2 separate regions of the Homo sapiens genome follow, and region 2 is linked to region 1. The links are chromatin loops, found by intact Hi-C in ENCODE. Cell type or tissue: dorsolateral prefrontal cortex. All regions are shown on one strand. Each heading gives the region's core, and the rest is flanking DNA. Links, peaks and the distances in the headings are about the cores only. Region 1 holds the start of LOC105377366 (a long non-coding RNA gene). Region 2 overlaps LINC02945 (long intergenic non-protein coding RNA 2945).

Region 1 (8,348 bases), core at 209-8,208:
ATGACACTGGACTTGACATTTCAGTTCTGGAAGAAAACCAAACAGTAAATTCAGTGCAATAATCCTAGATAAATGAGATGATCACTGGAAAAGCTGAGATAGTTAAGTGGTCTATCAGAGAAGTCCAACGGATGGTATTGAACAGTTGCTACTTAGAATCCTCACTCATGTCAATATGGTCCAAAGCACTATCATATCAGATGCCAATATAATCACATTAAAACAATCTCTACCTCCTGCTTTCATTTCTCCGCGTGTGTATTTTTCTGGATTTACAAGTGATTGTAAATAATGCACAATGTGACAAAGCTGTAGCCTAACAATTGTTTTGAATATGTGTAAGCTGCATTGTAATATAGTATAAAATATAGACAATGCATTAAATCACCTTATGCTATGTAGCTTGTGGGGTGCAGCTTCATATTCTTACTGGTGGATCAAAGGATGATGGGGCATCGTGTTTTTAAAAAACAAGAACGGTCAAATTCTGTCTTAAATTTTCCGAGACCACTGAAGTTCCTTTCCTTCTCCCCCAATTTGTAATAGCTATCCTCCTCTATACCATTCAAGTACTATAATTACCTTAAACTTACAACTAACATTGGCTGAACCAAGTAAATACTCAGTGTTTGCAAAAATTCAGTGTTGTTGAGAGAGGTGCACTTTAACTTTGCCACAACAAAAATTTTACTTCTCCCCATACGGGCATTTGATTAACATTTTTTTTCTTTTAAAATCTTTTTTTAATCAGAAAATGTGAAAACTTGTGTACATCCAGCTTATTTAATAACAGACAAAATAAGAATCTTTCTCTCATCATCAGAAATATGAAAAATAAACTTTTTTGTCTATAAATATTAAAAATGCTTGTATTATCTTGGTGTAACTCATCAAACATTCATTTGAAAATCTAGCAACTCAGTCCTATCAATACATATAAAATAATTTATAATGAAGACTGATGTAGTAAAAATGATTGTGTTATGTGCCATTTTAATATCAGTCTATTTATATTAAAACAGGTACATAAGCATTATCTTATTAGATCACAAGCTGTGTGAAAGGCAGGCTGGTGTCTCATGCCAGTTGTACAGGTAAGGATTCAAGAGGGTAAGTTATTTATTCAGTGATGGCAAAAGGCTCCAGCTCAATTCTTCTCATGTCAGCTCCCAGGTTCTCATTCACAGACTTTGTGGTCTGCAAGTGTCCAGCTTGGCTGTCCATACAAAACAAATTAGCTGGAAAACCGTCCATTTCACTTTGCTTTGTAGAGACACCATCTGAAAGGAAGTGTATCATAAATCAATAGAGGTCGAGGGAAAGTTTAACTAAGCCACTTCCTCACCAAAGAGAAAAAAAAATGTTAGATTTTCTTCCAGCCTCTACTGCATAATAATGCTTTTCTGTTTGATTGTTTACATTCATTTTAATTATACCTGTCAAACTGTGTGGGGAGTAAGACGATGTAAATAACTGAAACAGAAAAAAAGAAGTGACATAAGACTGGAAGTTTTGTAGCTCTAAAATAAAGGAAGCAATATCTCAAATCCTAACTTTACCCTTTTGGAGAAAAATATTTCTATATTAATCATGTTTCTGGAGGTAGGAATATTATGTTTTGTTGTGGATATTTGAAACTTTTGGTAGCAGATGTCCTTGGAGAGATACCACTTAACTTAATTAGGGCTTATTCACAGGCCTGTGCGTCTAGATTGCCAAGGCCAAGTGATGTTTATCAGTCTAAATAGTGTCATTGGAAGAAAGAAAAACTGGAATAAGCGGTGCATATTTATCTTCACTCTCTGATTGTGCAGTTCATTTTAATTAATGTTAGTCACCCAGAAAATAGAGATCATACACACTGATTTTTAAAAAGACACTAAAATACCCACAAACTGCGTGACGCAATAGTTTGGGGGTTGCTTCTGAGATTTTTCAGTTACTCATTTTGAAAATCGTTTAAAAATTGGTAATTCTTTGGTTTTTGGGTTTTTTCCAAAGGAAAATAAAGCCTTATAATAATATCATATGCCAATTAATAGTTTCTTTTCAGGAGATGCGTTTTCCACATCTCCGAATCATATACCCTTTGGGAAGGAAAACAATATCCCCCTTAAAGGAAAATTTCGGGGGCAGAGGGGGGATATGGGATGGTTATCACACAAAATTGTGACCCTGTATTTAGGACATTTCTCAAGCCATTGATCCAGGAAACTGGAAAAGTCTTGAGTTTCAAGGCATTGATGACATCATAGAATATGGATTTTTTTTTTTTTTTTAGTATAACCTATCATTGATACTTTTCAAAGTTACCCATGCAGGAGAACAATTTACTCTCTTGGTTCATGTTGTCTGCCCTCTCCTTCTTCAAGGTCTCATTTTCCTTCTAAGCATCTCCTCTCTCTGGCAGTTTTTGTGAGATAAAACTCATTATACATGGAAAATTTCTATAAAAATCAGAGACTTGAAGACATTAAGAATCTCTGAGCTCAACTAACAACCATTCATCTCTGTTATGCTTAAAAGTTATCAGTAGGCACACAGTGGGAATCCAATAAATGGTTTTATACTAAACTACATTGAAAACTTTTTCACCATGCCACGCAATTAGTTAAGAGGAAATCAAGCTATTTAAAAATATTAGGAAATGCATTCAAGGATGACTTACACAAAATTTTTAAAACAGAAATACAAACATGTATTTATATCTACATTGTTGAGATTCTAAAGTCATTTTACATATATCTCAGTAGATGTTTCTAGTATGCCTGCAGAAGTCTTACTAAAGCTGGGAGTGCAGAATATTTGACTCATTCTTCTTAGTCATAATGCTGTTACCTAATACTAATGTCTTTCTTCAGAAACACTTAATAACATATGCCACATTGAAGTTGATAGCAATGCTTGCAGTTAGAGTAACATGGCAAAATTTCAGAAAGGAAGGAAAACAGCCCTCCTTCCCCTGCTTTAAAAAAAAAAAATATGGTCAGCCATGCCTTTTCCCTTTCTGCTGGGTATGTAAGACAATATCCATTCTGCCTTTTGTTGCAGGTAAACCAAGGCCATTTAGGTAATGTGTTGCTTTTGTCTTGATTGTTTATGCCAGTTATGAGCAAACATACAAGCGAAGTGCTAAAGGCAAGCTGTCAAGTCATTGTACTGAGAGCTGGGCTAGAAATTCGAGTTGAATTACTTAGTTAATCGAATGTCTCAATGTAAAAAGAGTGTGGAAATACTGTTTTGTGGTAGCTTATTTCAGAGACAGATCTGCTTAGATCTCTGCTACCGTTTTTTCCAATTTCCTACCAAGAGTAAATTGGTTTTGCTCACATTATTGCTCTTTCTCACGTTTCAGTTGGTCTTACCAGAGAAAATGGCTCAATGCGGTAGCAATGATTTGGAGAATACCAATCCCTTGATTTAGGCGACAGGTTTTTGTTTCTTCTCACCCATTGTTCTGGATGCTTTTTCTTCTTTTTATAAACAGAACAGAACAAAAGACTATTGTTCTTAACGTGCACTGCATGTGCTAGTAACGTATAAGGGAAAATATAACAGGAGGGGTTTTCTTTTCCAGTTACATATTATACCACTGCCTAACAGAAGTGCTAGCAGCATAAAATGATGCAATAAACCTCTCTAACAGTAGCTGATTTGTATGCAACAATGACCATAAGGGTAACTCTTCAGCAAACCTGAATCTCATATATAATGCATAGCAGTTAATAAATCATAGTAAAATCAGATGGCTTAGAGCCAACAGTACCCACCTAGTAATGGAAAGGGGTGGAAAGATTTATAGAGAGACAGATTCTGTCTGGATTTTGCTTTTAGGATGCTCAGCAACTGCAGTGAAGTATCTGACATGGTTTCTAGCTAGGCTTGTATTCTGTTCATTCACTCCATCTTTTTGTCTGAAGATCTTTTGCATAGAGCTGCTACCCTTTTTCTTCTACCACCAGGTGGAGTGTTTTCTACCATTATTTAAGGTTTTGCACTTCAGACCAATACAAATCTTATGAGGAGAAAATGTTCTTTTTGAACACCTCATTTTTAAAATAAGTTTTTAGTGAGCTGCTTTCCTCGATCAAATGCATTCAGATAAATATACCTTGAAACCACTTCTCAAAACACTAATTTTGCTTTAAATAATGTCACATATCTTGACAGAGAAGCAGAGTTATATTTTTTGCTTTATACTTTCAGAACAAAGTGTTCTTAGATGTGCTTATTGGATCTCACTGCCAGTGTTTTACTGGCTCTACCATGTGAATCTTAAAAATGCAGAATTTGCAAATTTGTCACATGTCAAGGAAAAGAATATTGAGGACAACATGTGCCATACAGATCTGAGAGAAGCATTTACTTCAAATCTGTTTCTGGTTATTGGTAGGTCTTGGCCAATTTCCGGTGCTGACATGGGCTATTGAGATGTGTGGCAAACATGTCACCTCAGAGTTAGAAATATTTGAACCTACTGAATTATGATCCTCTACAAATTCTTAGCATTAAAAAAAATGAAGATAAATTGCTGAAGTAGGGGTAGGTATAAGAAATTGTTAATGCTTCCACTTAGTTTTCTACATAATTGTCTATCATGTGCAGACTCACATTTTTATTTTAGATTAAAACTTTACATTTTTCATTTACTGCTGGATTTTGATGAAGTGTGGAACAGGGATCATCTTCCTGAATGCTCTAATACTCATGTACATATTTTCACTAAAAAACATCGTGTATCATACTGTCTCTTTAATGAGGTATGTTGCAATTAAAATGGATAAAATAGCATATAACATCTCAATCTTTTTTTTGTTGTCTAGAGCATTAGAATTTTTTCCTTCAATTATGGTAACCACAAGATGGCAGTAATTCCTTATTAAATGGATAATCTTCTCTGCCCTGGATAGCTGGATAGTGACTGACTCCTGGTAAGAGAGGAGGAAAATAAAGAGAAGCCCCTCTTTGCATTAAGGGTGAAAATAAAATGGCGCAAAGGTTGAAAATAATAGGAGTGGCCTAAAGTAGAGTAAAATGGTTTATCCTGATGTCATTAGGTTTTCAGATGGCAAAAATTTCAGGAGAAATTGTGTCATCAATCAGACTAATCCTCTAGCAGGCAATATTGTAAAATGAGTACTTTGATATAATCTGGGGATGTGACTAGTTTTATTTCTATGTGTAGTAATTAATTGCCTCGTGACTATAAAATCTTAGGCTTGTTTTGGCAGGTTTAATCCTTGGCTCTCATGTGATAGTGCTGCATTAATGACAGTGATTGTAGGCAATAGTTTGATAGTCAGGGATGGTTCACTGCAAAAACAATCCTATGTCCCTGAAATAAATATTAATTCAAAACAAAATAACTGGTGACAAAAATACATAATGAAGTGCCCTAACATTATATGTGCCCTAGAACTCTCTGTGCTTGAGGAACTCAGAACAGATCATATTTCAAGGGAATACTGGTGTATACAGGAGTATAGACAGCAAAGCAAATTGGAAAATAATAGAGGTTTTTTTTGTTTAGTCTCTAGAATTAGCCCCAATTGATAAAGTGATCTTTATTTTTGTGACTGTTAACCAACATGGATAAGATATTTAGAAATTGGATTTTTATAAATACAATCCAATTGAAAATTGGAGATTCAGTGTCATAAATACATATTTTAAAATTATATCAATCAGATAAAGCTGTATAATAGCAACAAAGCTAGGGGAAGCGATGGATCAGAAAGTTATTTATCACAGTGATTTGAAAGGCTAAATATGGCTATGGTCTGAAAAATACCACATAAAATCAATGTTTTTACTATTAGATAAATTGGATTAACTTTTACACATTTGATGGAAAGGAATTTTATTCATTTTTGTAGGTGCAAAATCTAGTTTGATCTCATTTTATATCAATAATTTCTAATTTCCTGCTGTGTATTATAATTCTGATTGTAGCATTTCAGAGTCGTGATAGATTTTCTTTGGGTCTACACATGAAAAGTAAAGGGTCAAGAGAGTTATATGGATGCTTCAGCCTCAAAATATTATTACTGGGCACAATATTGTATATTTAAATTTTGCAGAGAGACTAGATCTTAAGTGTTCTCGCACACACACAAAAAGGTAACTATGCAAAGAGATGAATATGTTAATTAGCTTGATTATGGTAATCATTTCACAATATGCACATATATCAAAACATCACACTGTACACCTGAAATATATACAATTTCTATTTGCCAATTATGCCTCAATAAAGCAAGAAAAAATGTTATTACTAAGAATATCTCAGTAATTAGAACAAAGGGGTATTTTGAAAACTAATCTTTATTATTTTAACTTGTTTTTTTTTGTATTATATATTTTGCTAGCATAAATCCAATGAATGAAAAATATTTATTTCTTTTCTTCCTCATCTTAAATTATCCCAAATGATCATTTGTAGGAGCAATTTGATGAAATTAACTGAATTTCTCATGTTAAATATATTGGCAGAAGCCAAATTTAGTTCTTATAAATATATAATATTTAAAATATATATATGGAAAGAGAAAGAGAAAGAGAGGAAGAGGGTGTTCGAATGAACCTTTTTCTTTTATCTTGCCTGTTTCTAAGCTTTAATTTATTTATGATATAATATTTTAGAGTATAACTTTGAAAATTCTGGAAATACTAGAAAAGTACATTTAAGTGGACACTTCCAAAGCTATGAAACTTTCAAAAAGGAGCAAATGAAGACTCAGAATCTAAATTTTTTTCTCAAAAACCCTTCTGATCATAATCATCAAAGCCTTAAAAAATATACTTTGATTTTAACATTAAAAACTGCAGAGGTGGCTGGCAAGATGTCCAAATAGGAACAGCTCCCATCTGCAGCTCCCAGCAAGATAAATGCAGAAGGTGGGTGATTTCTGCATTTCCAAGTGAGGTACCTGGCTTATCTCATTGGGACTGGTTAGACAGTGGGTGCAGCCCACAGAAGATGAGCCAAAGTAGGGTGGGGTGTCGCCTCACCCAGGAAGCGCAAGGGGTTGGGAAAGTCCCTCCCCTAGTCAAGGGAAGCCACGAGGGGCCGTGCTGTGAGGACCATGCTTTGAGGAATGGTGCATTCCAGCCCAGATACTATGCTTTTCCCGTGGTCTTCACAATCCGCAGACCAGGAAATTCCCTGGAGTGCCTACACCACAAGGCCCCTAAGTTTCAAGCACAAATCTGGGCAGCCGTTTGGGCACACATCCAGCTAGCAGCAGGAGTTTTTTTTTTTTTTTTTTCATACCCCAGTGGTGCTTGGAATGCCAGCGAGACAGAACCGTTCACTCGCCTGGAAAGGGGGCTGAAACCAGGGAGCCAAGTGGTCTAGCTTAGCAAAACCCACCCCCATGAAGCTGAGCAAGCTAAGATCCACTGGCTTGAAATTCTCGCTGCCAGCACAGCAGTCTGAAGTTGACCTGGGATGCTCCAGCTTGGTGGGGGGAGGGGCATCAACCATTACTGAGGCTTGAGTAGGCAGCTTTCCCCTCATAGTGTAATCAAAGCAACCAGAAAGTTTGAACTGGGCAGAGCCCATCGCAGCTTGGCAAAGCCACTGTAGCCAGACTGCCTCTCTAGATTCATCCTCTCTGAGCAGGGCATCTCTGAAAGAAAGGCAGCAGCCCCAGTCAGGGGCTTATAGATAAAACTCCCATCTCCCTGGGACAGAGCACATGGGGGAAGGGGCAGCTGTGGGTGCAGGTTCAGCAGACTTAAACATTTCTGCCTGCCAGCTCTGAAGAGAGCAGTAGATCTCCAAGCATAGCACTCATGCTCTGCTAAGGGACAGACTGCCTCCTTGAGTGGGTTCCTGGCCCTTGTGCCTCCTGACTGGGAGACACCTCTCAGCAGGGGTTAACAGACACCTCACACAGGAGAGCTCCAGCTGGCATCTGGCAGGTGCCCCTCTGCGATGAAGCTTACAGAGGAAGGAACAGGCAGCAATCTTAGCTGTTCTGCAGCCTCCGCTGGTGATACCCAGGCAAACAGGGTTGGGAGTTGACCTCCAGCAAACTCCAGCAGACCTGCAGCAGAGGGGCCTGTTAGAAGGAAAACTAACAAACAGAAAGGAATAGCATTGATATCAACAAAAAGGACATCCACACAAAAACTCCATTCAAAGGTCACCAACATCAAAGGCCAAAGGTAGATAAATCCACCAAGATGAGGAAAAACCAGCAAAAAAGGCTGAACATTCCAAAAACCGGAACACCCCTTGTCCTCCAAAGGATCACAGCTCCTCACTAGCAAGGGAATAAAACTGGTTGGAGAATGAGTTTGATGAATTGACAGAAGTAGGCTTCAGAAGGTGGGTAATAACC
Region 2 (8,348 bases), core at 335-8,334, 400 kb before region 1:
CTCCAGGGAACAGGGATCTGCTAAAGCCTTAAGGAATGTGAGGAGTGTCCTCTTATGGGAGGAGGAAGTTGGCTGTTAGAAAGTCACGAAGGAGGCCAGCATTTCTTCCTTCTGTATTTTCACTATTTAGGCTTAATATTTAAGGGTGTGATTTATAAAGGAAGCATTCATTTTATATATATTGTTCCCTGTTTGAAAGCCTACACGTGTGGCAGTGAGCTAGCAGACAAAATAAGAGAAATCTGGTTATAAGGTGTTTACAAACTTAGACAATCCGTGGGGAACAGAAAGAATTGTCTTGCTCAACTTAAGAATAGCATATCAAAAGCATTAATTTTTTCAGATGAAAAATAGTTATAATTTGTTTTCAGATTCGATAGGTAATATACAGTTGTATTGAAAATGGAAGGAAGATAGAAAATATGAAAAGGAAAATATCAATAGCTCTCAATACTATTATTCAGGCAAATATTCATTGTAAAAGTTTTTGTGAAGATCCATTTAGATATATATTTTTTGCACACTTAAACTTACAGAGTTATGTATATATGTAAATGCATGTAATATATATAATATCTTTATGTGTGTTTATCCTCATACTATATGAAAATTATTTTCAATTGGGACTATGCTGCCCATCCACCCACTCAAAAATCAGTGACTCAGTGATCCACTTTCAATTGTGGACTCTGTAAAATTTCTTATGATTTATGGCAGCAAACAGTTGAAAATCATTGTATATATTCTGCTTTATAATTATAATTTATTCTCAGTGATCTTCAGACCTCTCTATGTCAATGAACACCTAAGAACATTTAACATGAGATCTACTCTTGGACAATTTTTTTTTTTTTTGAGACAAAGTCATGCTCTGTTGTCCAGGCTGGAGTGTAGTGGTGTGATCTGGGCTCACTGCAACCTCCGCCTCCTGGGTTCAAACGATTCTTCTGTCTCTGTCTCCTGAGTAGCTGGGACTACAGGCGTGCACCACCACACCTGGCTAATTTTTGTATTATTCGTAAAGATGGGGTTTCACCATATTGGCCAGGCTGGTCTCAAACTCCTGACCTTGTAATTTGCCTGCCTCGGCCTCACAAAGTGCTGTGATTACAGGCGTGAGCCACTGTGCCCGGCCTGGACAAATTTTTAAGTGTAATATGTAATTATTGATTATGGGTATAATGTTGTACAGCATTTCTCTAGTGCTTATTCATTGTGCTTGACTGAAACTATATGTCCCTTGATTAGTAACTCAAATTTCCCCCTTCTTCAGTCCCTGGCAAACGCCATTCCACTCTTTGATTCTCTGAATTAACTATTTCAGATACTTCACATAGGTGGAATCATGCAGTAGTTATCTTTCTATGTCTGGCTTATATCATTTAGCATAATGTCTTCAAGGTTCATCCATGGTGTCACATATTGCAGAATTTGCTTCTTTTTAATGGGCTGAATAGTATTGCACTATATGTACCTTACACATTTTCTTTATACATTCACCTGTCAATGGACGTTTAGGTTGTTTCTACATCTCATCTATTGTGAATGGTGCTGCAGTGAACATAGAAGTGCCAACATCTCATCAAAATCCTGATTTCAATTTTTTTATGAATACTTAGAAATTTTATTGCTGGATCATATGGTAGTTCTATTTTTATTTTTTTTGAGGATCCTCTGTGTTATTTTCTATAGCGGTTGCACCATTTGCATTCCCACCAATAGTGTGTTAGGGTTGCTGTTTGCCCATATCTTTGCCAACACTTTCTTTAAAAAGAATAATAGCCACCCTGACAGGTATGAGGTGATGTTTCATTGTGATTTGGATTTGCATTTCCCTGATGACTAGTGATGTTGAGGATTTTTTCATATGCCTGTTGGCCATCTGTATGACTTCTTTGGAGAAGTCCTTAGACCATTTTTAAGTTGAGTTTTGAGTTTTTACTATTGAGTTGTAGGAGTTCCTTGTATATTTTGCAGATTAACCCCTTATGAGATATATGGTTTGTCAATATATCACTCATTTTTAAGTCTATATATTTGTTCATGGTATAGATATACTTTAATTTGTTTAACAACTATTTCACTGATGACATTGTGCTTATTTCCATTTCTTTCCTGCTCCTATTATTAATCATGCTTTGAAGGACGTTTTTGTTCCTACATTTTTGTATGTTTGATTCTTTATCTCCTTAGGATCTATTTGGAATCTGTTGGAGGAAGGATGTCTGAGTTAAAAAGAAGGCATTTAATATTGATGCATATCATTACACTGACCTCCAAAAAGATTGTATCAATTGACACTCCTATTAACAATTTATGAGTTTCCACATAGCACTGATCTTTAAGATCTTTATCATTTGGCTAGGTGGAAAGCAGTAAATCATTGTTTGTATTTGAGTTTTGGATTAATAATGAATGTATGCATTTGATTAGGAGCCAAAGCTGTGGAGTGTGACCATGTGAGTTTATATTCTGGCTTTATCACTTACCAGCTTTTTGACTTTGTGCTAATTATTTAACCTCTCTATGTCACAGATTAGTCATCTGGGAAATGGTAATAATAATAATACTGACCTCATAGAATTGTGAAAATTAAATTAATTAATACACATAAAGCTCTTACAACATTTCCTGGTAAACTCATTCTCAGTAAATGTTAGCTATTGATATATTTTAATGTTATCTAATATTTTACTTTTTCTCTCTTCAATTGTATATTCAAGTTCTTTGATCTACTTCGTTATGATGTTCCATCATTTATTTAGTGATTTGATAGGGAACTTTTAAAATATGACAGATATTAACTACTTATCTGTCCTGCATGCTACAAGTATTTTGGCTTTTTTGTCTGGCATTTCTTTGTACCATGTAAGGTTTTACCACTTAAGTAAAAATATACTCATCTTTTAATATTTCTGGCTGTAAAAAAGCGTTTATCATCCTAAAGATTATTTAAAAATTCACCTATGTTGTCTTCAAGGGAGGTAATGATTTTATTTCTCACATTTGAGTCTTTGATCCATCTTGAATTAGATTTGATAGCAGTCATGAAGGATCCACAAAAGCTTTACTTTTTTGACGATGACAATGCTCAGTTTGAGTACTACAAGGACATACAAAATTAAAAGTAGAACTTCCAATTTCCCTTTGATGGACAAAATCTAAATTTATCTTTTGGGAAATTTTTTCATGATATGAGGTAGGATTTTAGTTTTCTTCTATTTCCCACTCTCATTTTCTTTTATGTTTCTCTTCTTTCTGTAAAACATCTGCTCTTGGGGCTTCTATGAAAGCTTAACAGATTTTCTTCCCAGGAGCCAAGTTATTCCCATCGTATCAGGATTTCACATCGAGATAATTGATTTTAAATGTTGCTTTTTTCACAAGATTAAAATATTTCAACCTAACAATTCATACTGTGAACACTGTTTAGACTAACATCACTAAAATAATTGCCAATCAAGATGAATAGATTTTACTGCTGCTTCAAGATCCCTTTGGAATTTTGACTTCTGCTGTGCATTGGCCAGGGTGATAATTATATCATTTAATCAACATACTTAGTAATGTTTATTAAATATAAAAATATCCATATCAATGAACTTGATATGACCTATTTTGTTATTAATGTAACACAGATAGTATAATTGCATGCACATTTATTGAATGTTTCTTGTGTAGCACTGCAGATCCGCTTGGCCACATCTTTCATTTCAGCCATTGCTGCAGACAACAGTTATGAACAGATTTTTGTTTTTTTTTTTTTGAGACAGCATCTCCCTTTGTTGCCCAGGCTGGAGTGCAGCAGTGTGATCTTGGCTGGCTGCAACCTCTGCCTCCCAGGTTCAAGCAATTCTCCTGCCTCAGCCTCCCGAGAAGCTGGGATTACAGGCATGCACTACCATGCCCAGCTAATGTTTATATTTTTAGTAGTGACCGGGTTTCACCATGTTGGCCAGGCTGGTCTCGAACTCTGGACCTCAGGTCATCTGCCCGCCTTGGCCTCCCAAAGCGCTGGGTTTACAGGCATGAGCCACTGTGCCCGGCCTGTGCACAGATTTTGACCTGTTTTATGTAGGTACAACTGGAAGTGCCTTGCCTCAGTCCATATAAAGCTTCTCTGACACCAGAAGCCTTGGATTCTTGAACACATATGAACAGCCTCCCTGTGTGGGTGAGTTTATGACCCATGGGACAGACCTTGACCAATATGGCATAAAAATGGACAGGAAATGCTCCACCCTTGCATCCTTCCAGAGAGTGATTTGGAGATACGGTACAGTCCATAAGTTTTCTCAGAAGGTCCTGTAGATCCAGGAATCAGTTGCATCCAGGAGTGGCCAATTCTATATTGCATCGTTGTATTGGCTGCCCCTCCTTCTGTATCCATTCTTGTCTCTCCTGCCCCTTCCTGTCCCCCACTCCTGTGATTATAGCTTTCATAAACCATGGATGCATCAGTCTCTGTCTCGGGCTGTTATTTTGGTGTTTCTTAGACTAAAAAACTCATTAGAAAAAGAGTTTAAAAATTATTTCTGATCATTTGTATATTGTGGTTTCCACGAACTATTTATTTTAGCTTAAACCACAGAAAATCTACTAGAAACAGACCTTTGGAATTTTAAAAAAAATCTGCTGAAGACAACTATACTCTGTTCATTTTTAGTTATTTTGCTTTAAAAATTGACTTCCAATCTTCTATTTCTTCCTTTAATAACATTAAATATTTCTTCTTTAGAAAAGAAATCCCATTAACTCAGCAAAAAGGTGCAGGGAATTGACTTGTATGTCAGTTGTTTCACTTTAATTTGAGATAATATAAAGTTATTACTCATTTACTTAGACTGTCATTTAAAATGTAAAGTTGATTTAATCATTGATATCGAATTGTTGTTACTCTTACAGAAGTAAAACACAAAGAATCAAATCCTATGATGCATTCACATACTCACCTCAGAATAAACCAAGGCTTTGGTGTAAATTCATTATGATAAATATTTTAAAATATCTAAGTAATGTAGGAAGGATAAACCAACAATTCACGTAATAGTCGTAAACTTTGAAGCACTGTATTTACCGACAATTTCATTTTCTATGTGAGATTTTCAATATGCTTCTAAATTAGAAATCCTGTGTGCTTTATGGATAAAGAATAGCTTCCCTAAATTTTGGCCACTAGATGTCATGGCAGCTCCATATAAGAAGCCTAGAATGGGGGAGGGTTTGACTACCAAATAGTTTGTTTTCAGACTTCGGCTGCTCTGTTGCACAGAAGTGTATCATTCTGCAGTTTATAAAACCAGCCATTTTACAAAATTAAGGACTACCTCCAGCCAGTGTAAAAATCCAACTAATTTTGGATTTTTTATGTGGCGATGTATATGTTGATAAAGAAAATGGTTGAGAACAATTTAAAACAAATTCTGCTTTTTGACAATGTTGTCATTGCTTTGTACTTACTCTTAACTCCTTTATAACAAATACAACCAACCAACCAAACAACTCAGGGAGCATTGAGAATGAAAGCAAAAGAAAGGTTCTAAAAACCAGCTGGTTTTACATTTTGCCATTAGCTGATAAGATATACCAGCTAATGAGCAAATAAAGAGAATTTATAGCACTTAAATAGCTGAAAAGAAATCATGATCTTCTTATTAGATGATGAACTTATTTTATATTGAAAAAATGTGGTGAATAACTGGGCATAGCTCTTTGGCAATCCATACATGATTGCAAAGGCAAGATGGGGTAAGGTGGTGGTTAAGAACATAGGCTTTGGAGTCCCAAAGCCTAAGGTTTGAGATGTGGATTTTCCCCTACTTGTTATATGATGTTTTATTGCTTCATCTATAAAGAAGAATAGTTGATAATACTTATCCTGAAGGGTTGTTTTAAGGCTCAAATAGGTTTGTGAATATAAAGTTCTTAGCACAGTGTCCTCAGCATTGTAAGCAATCAATAAATAGCTACTCTCATTATAAAGATGAAATTTCATATCAAACACTTTAAAATGAAAAGCCCAATACTTCAAAATGCAAAAAGAGAATAAGCTTTAATCATTTTTCTAGCAAAATATAGTTCTGAAATAGAGGATAGCATAAATAGCCCTCCTAAAGTAAAGCCATCATGGACTTGAGACTGCGTCCATGGAAAGGAGTTGCTTATTGCAGTGATCATTACTAATATCTACAATGTTAAGTCCCCCATTTTTATTATTATGGTTTCTTATAGTGATAACAGTGTCCAGAAAGGCTGCTGATTTCTGATTTCCTACGTTCCACCTGAAGGTTGGCAGTCTCAGTCAGATGGCCCTCGTTGTACTGGGTCCACCTGTTTCCTCTCACTCTGACAGTTTAGCATTTAATGTAGAAAGGGCAGCAGGGCACAATCCCAAGACCATGCCTCACATTCCAGAGGGTCTGAACCAGAGACGATTCCATGACACCTTCTTAATATGCATAAAATAATGTGATATTGGAGGTGCCAGGACAGCAGACATCTGTCTTTAAATGTGCTCTTCCCAAAAATTGATGTATATGATACCCAGAAAAAACCTCATATTTATTTGTGCATATTTGAATAGTAACCTGAAATACTTTCATATTTTAAAAGTGTTTCAGCACATAATATTAACGTGATTGTATTTTCAGAGGCATGAAAGGGACAATTGAAACAAGGGGGTGGGTGTGGTGTGACTCTGGAGGGAAGGACAAGATCAAGGAAAAGTGGTGGAGAGAGACTTTGCCATCCATTAGTATGGCTTTGCCAGCTTCAGTAGGATTTAACATGTTGTTCTCCTACTTGCTACAGGTTTTAGAAAACTTTGGTGTAAAATCTCAACAAAAAGACTGAAGATGGGATACAAAAAAGGAAAGTCTAATGAGTAAAAGGATTTACTTCAATAAATCCCCAAATCCTACCACAAGTGGAATGATCATTTCAAATACTATAAGGCAGAAAATGAATCAGCCATGTACTAACAATTACAGAATGAGACAATGATTCATATGAAAGCCAGCATAATTACTGTGAATATCATATTAGGTTTCAAAATGAGGGAAGAACATTTTAGTACTTTCTTGGCTAAGGGTAAACATAATTGATTTATGATTAATATGAGGGTCCAGCTTATCTGGCGAATATATTGTATTTCATGTAGAAATGAGCTTAAAGGCATTTTTTTTTGCATTTCTGTGTGAAACCTAATACTCGCATGCCAGGGAAGCGTGGAGGAACAGTGGCTGGAGCCACTGACGGACGGAAGCTGAGCATTAGGCATGCCAGAGCGCAGCCCATCTGCCGCACCGCAGTGGCAAGATCCATGCTGTGCCTCAGCTTGAAACGATAGGCAATGGCTTATTTATTCATGTATCGATTTAAAATAAAAATTGGATTTATTGGAAAGAATAATATCTTTCCCCAGGCGATGCTGAGAAAATTTCTCAAGTCCTACTTCATAAGGAAATAGTACATTCTATTCTAGTCCACAGCACACCCCAAACACCCTTCTGAAGTTATGGTTGCACTATGAGCTTCCCATCAATACTGTGTTTTAAGGTTTGGGAGAAATCATGTTTGGATTTCTCTGAAAATAAGAAAAATTACCATGTCCTGTTAGGTTCCTTGAGTCATTGTACTGAAGTGACTATAGTCACTTAGTTAAGTAGAATTTATTTGCTGTTCTGTTTATTTGAGGTAGGGTGGGGTAGTGTTAAGATCAGAAACCCAGTCAAACTTCCTGGGTTTGAATCCAGGTTTGGCCAAGTGTAAGCTATGTGCTTTGGGAGAGTTACTTAATTTATTTCTCAGTTTGCTTATCTTTAAAATGGGTGGTACCTACCTCCTTGGTCAGCTATGATGATTAAATTAATATTTGCAAAGAGCATGGCACAGTGCTATTTGCTAAATAAAAATTATACATTTGGGTCTTTTCAATAATCCCATGAAGAAAGCAAGAAATATAGAAACAGAAGAGTTTTGCAACTGAAAAGACCTTAGAGTTTATCTGGTTCAAATCTCTTATGTTAAAGATGAAAAAGCACTTGAAGTGTTATTACTTAATAAAGTAATATAACTATTTAGAATCAAAATATAGTTTTCTTAATTTTCAGGCTGATTTTTTTTCTGCCACATCATTCTGATTTCTGAAAATAAATATAAGGAAGATGAATTCTTAAATAATTTTTCAGTTTTAGAACTGATAAATACAATAGAAATATTAGGAATGAGAGTTGTATAGATTATACAAAGGCATATCAATTTTCTCTAGTATCTGCTGCAATATAATTTTTCTACTAGCTGCATATAGAGCAAACCCCAAATACCTTAAATGAGATAGAAGTTTATTT

Evidence for each region. Peaks named below come from ENCODE experiments on the same cell type or tissue, not always from the same donor. Only the 100,000 strongest peaks of a DNase experiment are listed, where the experiment ranks them.
Region 2: a loop joins it to region 1, with 3 times the contacts of the local background. A loop is called at or near these places in 47 of 110 quality-filtered maps.

What each region holds. Positions count from the first base shown.
Region 1 is chr4:111,627,422-111,635,769 of GRCh38, reverse strand. It overlaps LOC105377366 (a long non-coding RNA gene), which reads right to left and starts at 3,600. Exons shown (of 6, transcript NR_188427.1): 1 at 3,366-3,600. In dorsolateral prefrontal cortex, for the core only: CTCF peaks have their summits at 3,944 (motif pointing right) and 4,855 (motif pointing right); no DNase peak of the experiment used is centred there; H3K27me3 peaks cover 3,565 bases.
Region 2 is chr4:112,028,750-112,037,097 of GRCh38, reverse strand. The region is part of intron 1 of LINC02945 (long intergenic non-protein coding RNA 2945); the gene reads left to right. Among named protein-coding and RNA genes, the nearest start is that of LINC02945, 79 kb to the left of the region's middle. In dorsolateral prefrontal cortex, for the core only: CTCF peaks have their summits at 4,967 and 5,168 (motif pointing right); no DNase peak of the experiment used is centred there; H3K27me3 peaks cover 2,858 bases.